Regions from separate parts of the Homo sapiens genome. Here region 2 is linked to region 1. A link is an interaction called in ENCODE POLR2A ChIA-PET data of the cell type or tissue named here. Cell type or tissue: B cell. All regions are shown on one strand. Links, peaks and the distances in the headings refer to the core of each region. The heading gives the core; the rest is flanking DNA. Region 1 overlaps NSD1 (nuclear receptor binding SET domain protein 1). Region 2 has its middle 12 kb from the start of FGFR4.

Region 1 (4,000 bases), core at 1-4,000:
AACAGCCTGGGCAACATGGTTGGACCCCGTCTCAATTTTACTAAAAATTAAAAAAAAAAAAAAAAAAACAGAGATCCCTGAAATAAATCACATACATGGTCAAATGACCTTCGACAACAGTGCCAAGACTACACAATGGGGAAAAGATAGTCTCTTTAACAGATGGTATTGTGAAAACTGGATATGCACATGCTGAAGAACGAAGATGAACTCTCATTTTACACCTTACATAAAAATTATCATAAAATAGATCAAAGACCTAAACATAAGACCTCCAACTATGAAACTCCTAGAAGAAAACAGACGAAAAAACTTCATGATATTGGAAGGAACAAGAATTTCCTGGCTATGAGACCCAAAGCACAAGTAAAAATTTTTTAAAAAGCAAAAATGGAAAAAAAAAATCACATTAACTTCTACACAGCAAAGAAAACAGTCAACAGAGTGAAAAGGCAGGTACAAAATGGGAGAAAATACTTGCAAATCATACATCAGATAATTGGTTAATATCCAGGATATATGAATAACTCTTATACCTCATTTTTTAAAAATAACAAGATTTAAAAATATGCAAAGGGATATGCACAGTAGCTCATGTCTGGAATCCCAGCATTTTGGGAGGCCAAAGTGGGAACATCATTTGAGCCCAGTAGTTGAAGACCAGCCTGGGCAGCATAGCCAGAAACCTGTCTCTACAAAAAAACACAAAAATTAGCCAAGTGTGGTGGCATGCACCTGTACTCCCAGCTACTCAGGATGCTGAGATAGGAGGATCACTTGAGCCCAGGAGTTTGAGGCTGCAGTGAGCTATAACTGCACCACTGTATTCCACCCTAGGTGACAAAGAGGCCCAGTATCATTAAAAACATATGTATATGGACAAAGGACTTATAAAATGATGCAGCAATTATGCAAAACACTATAGAGGTTCATCAAATTAAAAGTAGGCCGGGTGCGGTGGCTCACACCTATAATCCCAACACTTTGGGAGGCCGAAGCAGGAGGATCACTTAAGGTCAGGAATTTGAGACCAGCCTGGCTAACATGGCAAAACCACTGTAATCCCAGCTACTTGGGAGGCTGGGGCACAAGAATTGCTTGAGCCCAGGAGGCAGAGGTTGCAGTGACTTGAGATCGCATCATTATACTCCAGCCTGGGTGACAGAGGGAGACCCTTGTCTCAAAAAAAAATAAAAATAAAAGTAGAATTACCCTATGTTCCACCAATGCCATTCTAGGTATTTATCCAAAAGAAATGAACATCACTGGGTGCAGTTGCTCATGCCTGTAATCCCAGCACTTTGGGAGGCCGAAGCAGGCAGACCACCTGAGGTCAGGAGTTCGACACCAGCCTGGCCAACATGGTGAAACCCCATCTCTACTAAAAATACAAAGTTAGCTAGGCGTGGTGGTATATGCCTGTAATCCCAGCTACTTGAAAGGCTGAGGCAGAATTGCTTGAGCCCAGGAGGCAGAGGTTACAGTGAACTGAGATTGTGCCATTGCACTCCGGCCTGGGCAACAAGAGCGAAACTCCATCTCAAAAAAAAAAAAAAAATTGAAAACCAGATCTCAGAGATATCTGCATATCCATGTTCACTGTAGCATTACTCACAATAGTCAAGATGTGGAAGCAATCTAAATGTCCATCAACCAATGAACTGATAAAGAAAAGATGCTTTAGTATGGAAAAGAAAAAGTATGTTGGAATATTATTCAGCCATAAAAAAAGGTTATCGGCAGGGCGTGGTGGCTCATGCTTTTAATCCCAGCACTTTGGGAGGCCAAGGCGGGTGGATCACGAGGTCAGGAGATCGAGACCATTCTGGGGAACATGGTGACACCCTGTCTCTACTAAAAATACAAAACAAATTAGCCAGGCATGGTGGCATGTGCCTGTAGTCCAAGCTACTTAGGAGGCTGAGGCAGGAGAATTGCTTGAACCCACGAGGCAGAGGCTGCAGTGAGCCGAGAACCCACGAGGCAGAGGATGCAGTGAGCTGAGATCACGCCACTGCACTCCAGCCTGGGTGACACAGTAAGACTCTGTCTCAAAAAAAAAAAAAAAAAGGTGATCCTGTCATATGCTACAACATGGATGAACCTTGAAAACATTATGCTAAGTGAAATGTGAAATAACCCAATCACAAAACAACAAATACTGCATGATTCCACTTACATGAGATGTCTAAAGTAATCAAATTCACAGAAGCAGAAAGAATGTTAGTTGTCATGGATTGAACAAAGGAGAAAATCAGGAGTTGTTGTTCAATGGGTATAGAGTCTCAGTCAAGCAAAACGAAAATGTCCTGGAGATCTGCTGTTGTACATGTACATGATTCATGACACTATAATACACACTTAAATACTGTTTTTTTGTTTGTTTATTTTGAAATGGGGTTTCGCTCTGTCTCCCAGGCTGGAGTGCAGTGGCGCAATCTCAGCTCACTGCAACCTCCACTCACTGCAACCTCCACCTCCCGGGTTCAAGTGATTCTCCTACCTCAGCCTCCCGAGTGGCTGGTATTACAGGAGCGCGCCACCATGCCCAGCTAATTTTTGTATTTTTAGTAGAGATGGGGTTTTGCCATGTTGGCCAGGCTGGTCTTGAACTCCTGACCTCAGGTGATCCATCAGCCTTGGCCTCCCAGAGTGCTGGAATTACAGGCGTGAGCCACCGCACCTGGCCGTAAATACCGTTAAAGAGTAAATCTCACTCTAGCCTGGGCAACAGAGCCAGACCCTATCTCAAAAAAAAAACCAAAAAAGGTACATTTAGGTTACATGCTTTTTAACCATAATTTTAGAAGAAGACAGAAGAACTGATACATACTACAAGAGGCATGAACCAGAAAACATTAAACTAAGTAAGGGAAACCAGACCCAAAAGGACCATATATTGTATGATTCCATTTCTATGAAATGTACACAATAGACAAATCTACAGATTGGTAAAAACTGAAGGCAGGGCTGGGCACAGTGGCTCACGCCTGTAATCCCAGCACTTTGGGAGGTGGAGGCGGGCGGATCACAAGGTCAGGAGATCAGAGACCATCCTGGCTAACACAGTGAAACCCCGTCTCTACTAAAAATACAAAAAAAAATTAGCTGGGTGTGGTGGCGGGCGCCTGTAGTCCCAGCTACTCAGGAGGCTGAGGCAGGAGAATGGCGTGAACCCGGGAGGCGGAGCCTGCAGTGAGCCGAGATCACGCCACGGCACTCCAGCCTGGGTAACAGAGCGAGACTCCGTCTCAAGAAAAAAAAAGAAAAAAAAACCTGAAGGCAGATTGACAAGAGTTCTGTGTTTCTGTCTGGGATGATGCAAATATTCCACAATTGATCGCACTGATTGTTGCACAACTCTGTGACTATACTACAAACCACTCAATTAAAAACGTTAAAAGCTGAATTTTATGATATGATAACTGCATTTTCAATAAAGCTGTTAGAGAAAAATCTACTATGATACACAGTTTTGAGAATCTTATGTTAATGGATATTGCTGTAAAAAAGAAAAAAATATGTATATACATGTATACACACACTGCTTTATCCTCAACTGTATACTGTGTAATGTTAGTATCTTGAAAGATTTCTGTTTTCCATCTGCTGCTAGGTACAACACTTGGGTACTTCTGGTATTTTTATTTGTTCATAATCCTCATTCCAGTAGGAATTTAAGACACCTAAGACCTTCAAATAAGTACTACAGAATACTTGCAGTTTTTTCAAAAGCGCATGTGGTTCATCAAATTGTCCACAAAACAGAAGGACCTATCTTAAGTAATGGTCAAAGAAAACCTAACATCCAGCCAGATGCAGTGGCTCACGCCTGTATCCCAGCACTTTTGGTGGGCGGATCACTTGAGTTCAGTTCAAGACCAGCCTGGCCAACGTGGTGAACCCTCATCTCTACTAAAAATACAAAAATTACCAGGTATGGTGGCGGGTGCCTTAAGAAAAAAAAAAGAAACTACCATCCAATAGAATCTATTTGCTT
Region 2 (10,806 bases), core at 6,090-10,089, 140 kb after region 1:
TCAGTTCTAACTACCCTGGGCTGGTCCTGGGGCTTCTCACAGCCTCAGTAGCACCCCCCGTCCCCTTATTCACTGGTCTCGGATACTCTAGACCTGTGGCCTGGCTTGCTAGGACAGGGGCTTTCAGGCTTTGCCAGACTCAGCCTCTCTAGACTTGGGCCTACAAGCCTCACACCCACCGGGTGTTGGCATGCACGTCTGTTTGGAGGAGGACCGACAGCTGGGAAGTGGCAGAGGCTGGGCTGGAAGGGTGAGAGGGTTGGTGGTCTCCAGGGAAGCGGGAAGTAAACTCGTGCCCTTCTGTACTTTGCCCGGTGCCCTGGACCATGGAGGGTTTCGTTGGGGTGTGAATAACAGAAACCTAAGTGAGCAGGGCCTAAATGAAACAGTGTATCCATCTCTCACTTAGCCCCACGTCCAGAGGTGGGTGTAGGTTGGTCTGAAGTCAGGGTTGAGGACTCGTCCGTTCTCCAGGTTTTTCTCTCATGGTCGCAAGATGTTGGCTTCAGCTGCTGCCGTCACATTTGTGCAGAGGCAGGAGGAAGGAAGAAGTTCCAGAGAGTTGAGTTTCCACACAGCAACTCCCAATTTCATTTCCTTGGCCAGACTGTGACACGGCCACCCCTAGCTGCAAAGGAAGCCAGGAAGTATATTCATTTTGCTGAACCCCTTGCTTCCCCTAACAAAACCAGGGGCTATCAAAAAGAAGCGGTGACTGGTTCCCAAAACGACTTTTTTTTTTTTTTGAGTCTCTCTGTCGCCCGGGCTGCAGTGCAGTGGCATGATCTTGGCTCGCTGCAACCTCCACCTCCCAGGTTCAAGCAAATCTCCTGCCTCACCCTCCTGAGTAGCTGGGATTACAGGTGTAAGCCACCACGGCTGGGTAATTTTTTGTATTTTTAGTAGAGACGGAGCTTCACCATGTTGGCCAGGCTGGTCTCAAACTCCTGACCTCAGGTGATCCACCTGCCTCAGCCTCCCAAAGTGCTGGGATTATAGGCGTGAGCCACCGTGCCTGGCCCCAAAATGACTTCTTTAAACTACGGATCTAACCAAGTCACTCCTCAGCTTTTATTTTTTTAAAATCATTTATTTATCTATTTATTTGAGACAGAGTCTCATGCCCAGGCTGGAGTGCAGTGGCATGATCTCGGCTCACTGCAACCTGTCTCCTGGGTTCAGATGATTCTCCTGCCTCAGCCTTCCAAGTACCTGGGATTACAGGCGTGTGCCACCATGCCTGGCTAATTTTTGTGTTTTTAGTAGAGACGGGTATCACCATGTTGGCCAGGCTGGTCTCGAACTCCTGGCCTCAAGTGATCCGCCTGCCTTGGCCTCCCAAAGTGCTGGGATTACAGACACTAGCTATTACGCCCGGCCAGCTTATTTTTATTAGAGACGGGGTCTTGTTACATTGCCAGATGGGATTTCAACTGTTAGGCTCGCAGGATCCTCCTGCCTCAGCCTCCCCATTAGCTGGGACTCCAGGCATGTGCCACTGTGCTGCCACTCCTCACCCTTAACTACTCTCCCCCCACCACCCACTGGCACCCCCAGCTCCTCAGCCTGACATTCAGGGCCCTCCAGGACTGGCCTCTGCTGCTCTCTGCTGTCCCAGCTCCAGTCTCCCCCAAGACACCTGCTGTTTCGCAGCTGCAGTGAGCTCCAGGTAGAGCCTCTGAATGTGCCTGACTGGCTGACACCGTGGCGTCTTTGCTTATGCTGCCTTTGTTGCTGAGCATTCTTCCTCTGGCCTGCCTATCTGTCCTCCCCGCTTTCCAGGCATTCTACCAGATACCTGCCATTCAGCAGGTATTTCTGGACTCCTCTCAGGCATTCCCTTTTCTTTTCTTTTCTTTTTTTGAGATGGAGTCTTGCTCTGTTGCCCAGGCTGGAGTGCAGTGGTGCAATCTCAGCTCACTGCAACCTCCACCTCCCGGGTTCAAGCAATTTTCCTGCCTCAGCCACCCGAGTAGCTGGGATTACAGGCACTCACCACCATGCCCAGCTAATTTTTATATTTTTAGTAGAGATGGGGTTTCACCATGTTGACCAGGCTGGGCTCGAGCTCCTGACCTCAGGTGATCCACCTGCCTCGGCCTCCCAAAGTGCTGGGATTACAGGCGTGAGCCACCGCGCCTGGCCAGGCATTCCTTTTTCTTTCAGATCCCTCCTGGCCACCCTAAACTGGACATTAAAACCCTTTTCCTCTCTCTGGTAACGACCCCTCAAACTTTTCTTGATGTCGTGGTCCTCCCCTACTAGCAGTCCACGGGGGACTGGATGAAACCAACACTCCTCCTTGGCATTTATGGTGGACATGTGACCCAGACCTGGCTAAGGAGAATATTCCATCTCCCAGGCCATTGTGATTAAGTCAGAGATGAGCATGTGACCATGGGAGGGCCAATGGGAGCCAGTCTAGGTCTTTTATTGGAATGAATAGGAAACCAACTCTCTGAGAAGCTGAGCTGTGAATAGGGATGCCTAGAGTTGCTTGGGAGAGCTTCTCTGTGAAAGACAGCAATAAAGGAAACAAGAGGGCCAAGAGCTGGAGTGCACCCGGATCAAGCCTTGCCTGAAGCCATTCCTTCTTTGAACATTTCACTATGTGAACCAAATAATTTTTTCTTCGGCTAATCCTTTTTCTTAAACCCTTTATAAATAAAAGGCTCCTTCTCAGTAGAACACCCTTCCTTTGTGTCTCCACTCTCCTCTGTTGGCTCTTTGGCCATAGTACTCATTTGTTTACATGGCAGCAAATTCATCCTGTTTTCACTGCTATTTGTTTAAAACCTTTTAATAAATTTCCATGGCTTTTAGGAAAAAGACCTGTATTAGTTATCCATTGCTTCATAACACATTACTTTTAAACTTAACGACTTTACATAACAAATATTTGGCTGACTATTGGTGTTAAAGAAAAAATTATTCAAAGATACTTGTTTTTATGTTTATTTATTTATTTTTCTTGAGAGTCTCGCTCTGTCGCCCAAGCTGGAGTACAGTGGCGTGATCTCGGCTCACTGCAACCTCCGCCTCCTGGGTTCAAGCGATTCTCCAGCCTCAGCCTCCCAAGTAGCTGGGATTACAGGCACCTGTCACCATGCCCAGCTAATTTTTGTATTTTTAGTAGAGACGGGGTTTCACCATATTGGCCAGGATGGTCTCAAACTCCTGACCTCAAATGATCCACCCACCTCAGCCTCCCAAACTGCTGGGATTACAGGCGTGAGCCACCACGCCCGGCTCAACGATACTTATTAAAGCACAGTAAAGAAAACTTTATTCAGGACCATTGAGATAGTCACAGGGACCACTGCAATGGGATCTTGCAGAGGGGGAGAGAGATTGGGCTCCATTCTGAATACAGCATGGGCGAGTGGGAATTCTGAGCCAAGGAACAGAGTGGGGAGCAGTGAATGGAAAATGACTAAGAGGAAACGTTGGGGTAAAGGGGTTCTGTCCAAACTGACCCAACAGGATTCTTGCTGAAGACAGGCCCATCAGCCATCACCTGGGGGATGGTGGAGGAGGAGGAACCTGATCAGATATCGAAGATGGGCGGCAGTTCTTGCTAAACTAGACTTAGCAGGTTCTTTGCTAAAACTAGATTTTACAAGGAAGTGCACAGATGGACCTAGGAGAAGGCTCAGAAGCCTGACTAAAATTTGGCCAACCAAAGAATCTTTGTCATTGGTAGAAGACCTACATTTCTCTCAACAACAGCCTCTTGATAGGGCTGCTTGAGTGTTCCCACAACACGTTAGCTGGTTTCCCTCAGAGCTGGTGATCCAAGAGAGAAATATTGAAGCTGCAATGTAATGTATAACTTACTCTCAGACATCAGATTCTTGTCACTTCTGTCTTATTCTATTAGTTAAAAGTGAGTCACAGCCAGGCACAGTGGCTCACGCCTATAATCCCAGCACTTCAGGAGGCTGAGCGAGGAGGATTCCTTGAGCCTAGGAGTTTGAGACCAGCCTGGGCAACGGAGTGAGACCCTAATAAAAAATATTAGCCAGACGGGCGTGGTGGCTCACGCCTGTAATCCCAGCACTTTGGGAGGCTGAGGCAGGTCAATCGCCTGAGGTTGGGAGTTCGAGATCAGCCTGGTCAACCTGGTGAAACCCTGTATCTATTAAAAGTACAAAAATTAGCTGGGCGTGGTGGCGGGTGCCTGTAATTCCAGCTAATTGGGAGGCTGAGACAGGAGAATCGTTTGAACCCAGGAGGCAGAGTTTGCAGTGAGCCGAGATTGCACCACTGCACTCTAGCCTGGGCGACAAGAGAGAAACTCTGTCTCAAAAAAAAAGGAAAAAAAAATTAGCCAGGCACAGTGGCGCATGCCTGTAGTTCCAGCTACTCAGGAGGCTGAGGTGGGAGGACTGTTTGAGCCCAGGAGATCGAGGCTGCAGTGACCTATGATTGTGCCATGCACTCCAGCCTGGGGGACACAGCAAGACCTTGAGTCAATCAATCAATCAGTAAGTAAAGTGAATTGCTACTTACAGCCCATATTAGGGGATATAGGGTAGAAATTAAACTTGACCTATTGAAGGGAGGAGTATTAAAAAGTGTAGATTTTTTTGTTTGTTTGTTTTTTGAGACGGTGTCTGGCTCTGTCGCCCAGGCCGGGGTACAGTGTTACTCATCTCGGCTCACTGCAACCTCTGCCTCCTGGGATCAAGCCATTTTCCCGCCTCAGCCTCATGAGTAGCTGGGATTACAGGCACCCACCACCATGCCCGGCTAGTTTTTTTTTGTATTTTTAATAGAGACGGGGTTTCACCATGTTGTCCAGGCTGGTCTTGAACTCCTGATCTCATGATCCACCTGCTTTGGCCTCCCAAAATGCTGGGATTACAGGCGTGAGCCACCATGCCCGGCCAAAATGTAGATATATTTTATTTTTATTTAAAAAAAATTCTTTTTTTTTTGAGACGGAGGGAGTCTTGCTCTGTCGCCCAGGTTGGAGTGCACTGGCGCGATCTCGGCTCACTGCAAGCTTCGCCTCCTGGGTTCATGCCATTCACCTGCCTCAGCCTCCCGAGTAGCTGGGACTACAGATGCCCACCACCATGCCCGGCTAAATTTTTGTATTTTTAGTAGAGACGGGTTTCACCGTGTTAGCCAGGATGGTCTCGTTCTCCTGACCTCGTGATCCGCCCGCCTCGGCCTCCCAAAGTGCTGGGATTACAGGTGTGAGCCAACTTGCCCGGCCAGGAATCCCTCCTCTGTCTGACCTAACTGCCCTCTGCCCTGGAGCTGCTCAGCCTCTATCAATTTTTCTGGCTCTCAGCGAACGTTTTCATTCAGTTGCAAGACACAGAAACTCAAATTCAAACCTGCTTACACAAAATAGTGAATGTACTGGCTCATGCACTTTTTAAAGAGATGAGGTCTGTTGTGCTGCCCAGGCTGGATGTGAACTCCTGGGCCTAAGAAATTCTCCTGCCTTAGTCTCCTGAGTAGCTGGGACTACAGGAGCATGACTGTAAGTCCTGGTGTGAATCAGGCTCCAGAAACAGCTTGATCCTGGTTCCCAACAGTATGGTCAAAACTCATTCTCTCTTCTGTCTTCTTCTCTATGACAGGTGCTCCCTAAGAAGTGACAAAGAAGGCCACTAACAGCTCTGGGCTCGAGACATTCCCACTTGGCAACTTCTCAACTGTTCTGGCAAAAGCCAGGAGAGTGGAGGTCTTCCCCACCCGGACTACATAAGCTGAGGGTGGGGTTTTTCAAAGAAAAGCTTATTATAGGAAGAAGGGTAAACAGACACTAGGAAGCTTCTGATTATTATACCTAGTGATTCTGTGAGCCTTTACTGCACAAACTGTTCCCAAACTTAATTATTTAAAACAATGTATTATTTCTCACAATTCTGTGATTAGCTGGGCTCAGGTGGCAGTTCTGCTTATGCTGTGGATTGGCTATGCTAGAGGGTCTGGGATGTCCTCCCTCACATGTATGGAGCTGGCTGTTGGCTTCTCTCTCTACCTGGTCTGTGGTCGCCACATGGTCTAGCCCAAACTTCCTTTCACAGGGTCAGGAACGGAAGCTGCATGAGCACTTAAGTCCTAACCTTGGAAGTCGTACAGTCATGTTACTGAATTCTCTGATCAAAGCAACTCACAAGACTAGTTCAGATTCAAGAGACTGGGAAATGGACCCCCCCCCTCCCCCGCCCGCCCGATCTTGATGGGAGCAATGATAAAGTCACATTGCAAAAGGACACAGGCACAGGGAGGCAATGATTCATGGGAGGCCATTATTGAAACAATCAACTGTGTTCCACAACTCGCCTCTTCTAGTTCCTTTCACTAAGCCTCCTCCCACCCCAGCAACCTGGCTCCTTTGACCTTCATGACCACTAGAGGATCATCTCCCTCAATAAGTCTTTCCGGCCAGGTGCGGTGGCTCACGTCTGCAATCCCAGCACTCTGGTAGGCCGAGGTGGGAGGATCGTTTGAGCTCAGGAGTTCAAGACCAGCCTGGGCAACACAGTGGGACCTTGTGTCTACAAAAAATAAGATAATTAGCTGGGTGTGGTGGTGTGCGCCTGTAGTCCCAGCTACTCGGGAGGCTGAGGTGGGAGGATCACTTGAGTCAGTGAGGTCGAGGCTGCAATGAGCTGTGTTTGCACCACTGCATTCCAGCCTGTGTGACAGAGTGAGACGCTGTTTCAAAAAACAAACAAAATAAATGTCTTTCCTGTGAAATCCCAGCAATGGTCCCTACCAGACCATACCCATTTTTATTCATTTATTCATTAATGTATTCAATCACCAAGCAGTTATTAAAACATAAGCACAGTCCTATGCTAGGGACCAGGGATGCAGTATCATAAGACCCAATTCCTGCCCTCAAGCAGTTTCTAGTCTAAAAGAAGAGACAGGGAATTAGATCATCGTAACACAGCATATTAAGGGCTATGCTAGAGGGGAACACAGGGCATCTGGGAACACAAAGGGCAGCCAACTTGGCCTTGGGGGCCAGTGATCTCTGGATGAGTGGAGGTCCCCAGGTTGACAAGGGGAGCTGGAGCAAGTATTAGGCAGAAATCTTGGTTGCAAGTTATAGAAACTCAACTGACTTAAAGAAAAGTCATAACTAAAAAGTCCTGGGGGATATTAGCTTCAGGCATAGCTGGATCCAGGTAGTCATCAGAAATGAGTCTCTCCTTATCTGGAGTACAGTGGTGTGATCTCGGCTCACTGCAACCTCCGCCTCACGGGTTCAAGCAATACTCCTGCCTCAGCCTCCTGAGTAGCTGGGACTACAGACGTGCGCCACCACGCCTGACTAATTTTTGTATTTTTAGTAGAGACAGGGTTTCATCATGTTGGCCAGCTGGCCTTGAACTCCTGACTTCAAGTAATCTGCCTGCTTTGGCCTCCCAAAGTACTGGGGTTACAGGTGTGAGCCACCGAGCCCGGCCTCCTCTGTGTTGGCTTAGTTCTGAAGCAGGCTGTCCTTACATGCTGGACACTAACAGCTGAAGACTATGACTGTGATTACTCAGTCGGGTCACAGGCTCACTCCTGGAATCAGAGAGCAGGGCCAGTCCCTCGGAACCACAGGATCTGAGAATGGAGCAGGTTTGTCACCCAAAGGAGAAAAGGAAAAGAAGGGCTGTGGAGCTGGCCTGACATCAGGTGTACTTCTAGACAGGTGACTAAGTTACAGCCCTCAAACAGAGAGGGCCTCCTGAGGGAAATGTCCTGAGGGAAGGGGAAATCGGCCTTGGGAATGAGCAGAAGTGCTAAGATCAAATCTCTCTCCAAGGCTACTTCTTGGTTGTGTAAGCTCTGCAAGACTTTGTCCCTGACTTTCTCCTGTGAAATCAAGTCTTTGCCAGTTGTCCTGAGGGTTAACTGAAATAGCATATACAGGGGCTCGTGAAGTCACCCTGTTCTCTTCCCATTAAATCAAACAGTAAAGTCCCAGGGCTGGTCTACCTTGCTAGAAAAAAGAAGCTGACTCCACCTAGTGGCTAATGGGGTCATTGCACTGAAGAGTTGAACATTTACAGAACTGCGTTCTGATATTCCTAGACAGATGAAGCAGCATATATGAACAGTAAGCTTGGGAGAGACAGGCCGGGGACGGGTCTGCCCTGTCTCTGTAACAGGGCTTTGCACAGGGCAGAGAGGTGAGGTTAGGTGGATGGATGGTCAGAGGGAGAAAGTGTTCTTCCTATTGTATTTTACACTAGTGACTGCTCATCAGAGCATCTGGTTTGGGGGTGGGGACAGCTCATCTGGCAGGGACTGCTGTGAGGGAAGGAAGGGCTTTCTTCTTCTTCTTCTTTTTTTTTTTTTGAGACAGAGTCTCGCTCTGTCGCCCAGGCTGGAGTGCAGTGGCACGATCTCAGCTCACTGCAAGCTCCGCCTCCCGGGTTCATGCCATTCTCCTGCCTCAGCCTCCCGGTAGCTGGGACTACAGGCACCCGCCACTACGACCAGCTAATTTTTTGTATTTTTAGTAGAGATGGGGTTTCACCGTGTTAGCCAGGATGGTCTCGATCTCCTAACCTTGTGATCCGCCCACCTCAGCCTCCCAAAGTGCTGGGATTACAGGCGTGAGCCACCGCGCCTGGCGCCTGGCCCCTTTTTTCTTTCTTTCTTTTTTTTTTTTTTAAGAGGCTCCCATTATGTTGCCCAGGCTGGATTTGAACTCCTGGGCTCAAGCGATCCTCCTGCCTCAGCCTCCCGAGCAGATGGGATTGCAGGCACGTGCACCACACCTGGCTTAGGGCTCTGGGAGGAAACTCTACCTGTTCATTGCTACTTCTTCAGGATTTGAGCTGGGAACTGTGATTTCTTCTAACTTCCACTTCACAAGGCCTCAGGTCACATATAGCTGGTGGCAGTGCTCAGACCAACACTTAGGGCTCCTGAATCCCAGGCCCTTGTCCCTCATGCCACCCCTCATTGGCTGCTATACAGGTACATGTCTAGATCTGTGTCTGCACTGGTGGGTTGTTATATTCAAACAGCTGCTTTGCATCTAGCTCTGGGCTAAGAGTATGCTTCCACTTCCTCTTGGTTCCATTTCATGCATGATTCCATTTCTTCCCCTCAGGTGTGACACCTCAGTAGTGTCACTGGCCAAAGAGCCTTGGGCCTGGGATAAGCAGGGGCTCCCCAGTAGTGGAGGGTGACTTTTCGCTGGGCCCCAGTAAAGAATCACTTCTAGCCACTATGCTACTTTTCCCCCCGCCTCAGTCAGACCGGATTACTGAATCTTATTACATGGGGCTATGCCAGATGCCATCTGCTTGTGGCCTTACCCCCGCTCCAGGGGGACTCAGGGCTTACTTCAGGTCAACAATAGAAAGAGCAGCAGCTATCATTTATATAGCATTTATCATGTGTAAGGCACTATTATTTCATATCCACCTATTCTTTTAATTCTCATGATCACCCTGTGAGGTAGGTACTAATGTTCCACCCCGAGGCAGCTTTGCGATGGCAGAGCTGGGATCTGAACCTTAGCTGCTTGCTTCCCAGAACCTGAGTTTTCGCCACTACGCTAGACTGCCTCTCCAGAGCTGATGCCTCTCTGAGACCCTCCCTAGGCACTGGAGCCATGAGCAGGGGCTCCCTCATATGCTTGCCTGCTGTATTGTGGGTCCTGGGTATTGATTTCTGAGGCCATTCGAGGCTACAAAATTCAAACCTGTCTTGAGCATGCTAAAAGTAAGAAGGGCCCTGATTTCAAGTCAGGAACTATGGATTCAAATTCCTGGGTACCACCAGAATGGCCAATATTAAAAAAACTGACAACACCAAGTGCTAACCAAGACGTGGAGCTGCTGGAGCTCCCACACACTGCTGGTGAGGATGTAAGTCAATAGAGCCACTTTGGAAAACTGTTTGGCAGTGTCTAGACAAGCTAAACATATGCCTACTCTATGATTCCACGCCTGAGTAGATGAGTGAACATGTGTACCAAGCAGCATGTAAAAAATCCTTCACAGCAGTTTTATTTATGATACCCCCAAACTAGAAACAACCCAGTTGTCCCTCAACAGGATGGCTGGGCCAGGCTTGGTGGCTCACGCTTGTAATCCCAGCACTTTGGGAGGCTAAGGTGGGTGGATCGCTTGAGCCCAGGAGTTTGAGACCAGCCTGGGCAACAGGGTGAGACGCCATCCCTACAAAAAATACGAAAAACTAGCTGGCATGGTGGCATGTGCCTGTAGTCCCAGCTACTTGGGAGGCTGAGGCGGGAGGATCACTTGAGCCCAGGAGTTCGAGACCAGCCTGGGCAACAGAGACTCCATCTCTACAAAAAATAGAAAAAATTAGCTGGTGTGGTGGCATGTGCCTGTAGTCTCAGCTACTTGGGAGGCTGAGGTGGGAGGATCACTTGAGCCCAGGAGGTCGAGGCTGCAGTGAGTCTTGATGGCACCACTGCATTCCAGCCTGGGGGCCAGAGTGAGAACATCTCAAAAACAAAAACAAAAAAGTAGGATGGCTAAATTGTGCTATATTCAAATAAAGGACCACTACACAGCACGAAAAAACTCAACTTGTTTTTTTTTTTTTGAGACAGAGTCTTACTACGTCACCTAGGCTGGAGTGCAGTGGCGCGATCTCAGCTCACTTGCAACCTCCGCCTCCCAGGTTCAAGCGATTCTCCTGCCTCAGCGAGCAGCTGAGATTACAGGCATCCACCACCACGACCAGCTAATTTTTGTATTTTTAGTAGAGACAGGGTTTCACCATGTTGGCTAGGCTGGTCTGGAACTCCTGACCTCAAGTGATGCGCCCGCCTCGGCCTCCCAAAGAGCTGGG

The links. ChIA-PET counts read pairs that join two places held together with the same protein. Peaks named below come from ENCODE experiments on the same cell type or tissue, not always from the same donor. Only the 100,000 strongest peaks of a DNase experiment are listed, where the experiment ranks them.
Region 2: POLR2A ChIA-PET joins it to region 1 with 6 read pairs; 4 of 35 experiments call an interaction of 5 or more read pairs at or near these places.

Annotation. Positions count from the first base shown.
Region 1 is chr5:177,212,739-177,216,738 of GRCh38, reverse strand. All of the region lies in intron 5 of NSD1 (nuclear receptor binding SET domain protein 1), which reads right to left. Among named protein-coding and RNA genes, the nearest start is that of NSD1, 81 kb to the right of the region's middle. In B cell, for the core only: no CTCF peak of the experiment used is centred there; no DNase peak of the experiment used is centred there; H3K27ac peaks cover 311 bases.
Region 2 is chr5:177,069,204-177,080,009 of GRCh38, reverse strand. It overlaps a transcript of ZNF346 not described here. Among named protein-coding and RNA genes, the nearest start is that of FGFR4, 12 kb to the left of the region's middle. In B cell, for the core only: CTCF peaks have their summits at 7,802 and 8,001 (motif pointing left); DNase peaks (open chromatin) are centred at 8,129 and 8,999; H3K4me3 peaks cover 1,034 bases; H3K27ac peaks cover 2,739 bases.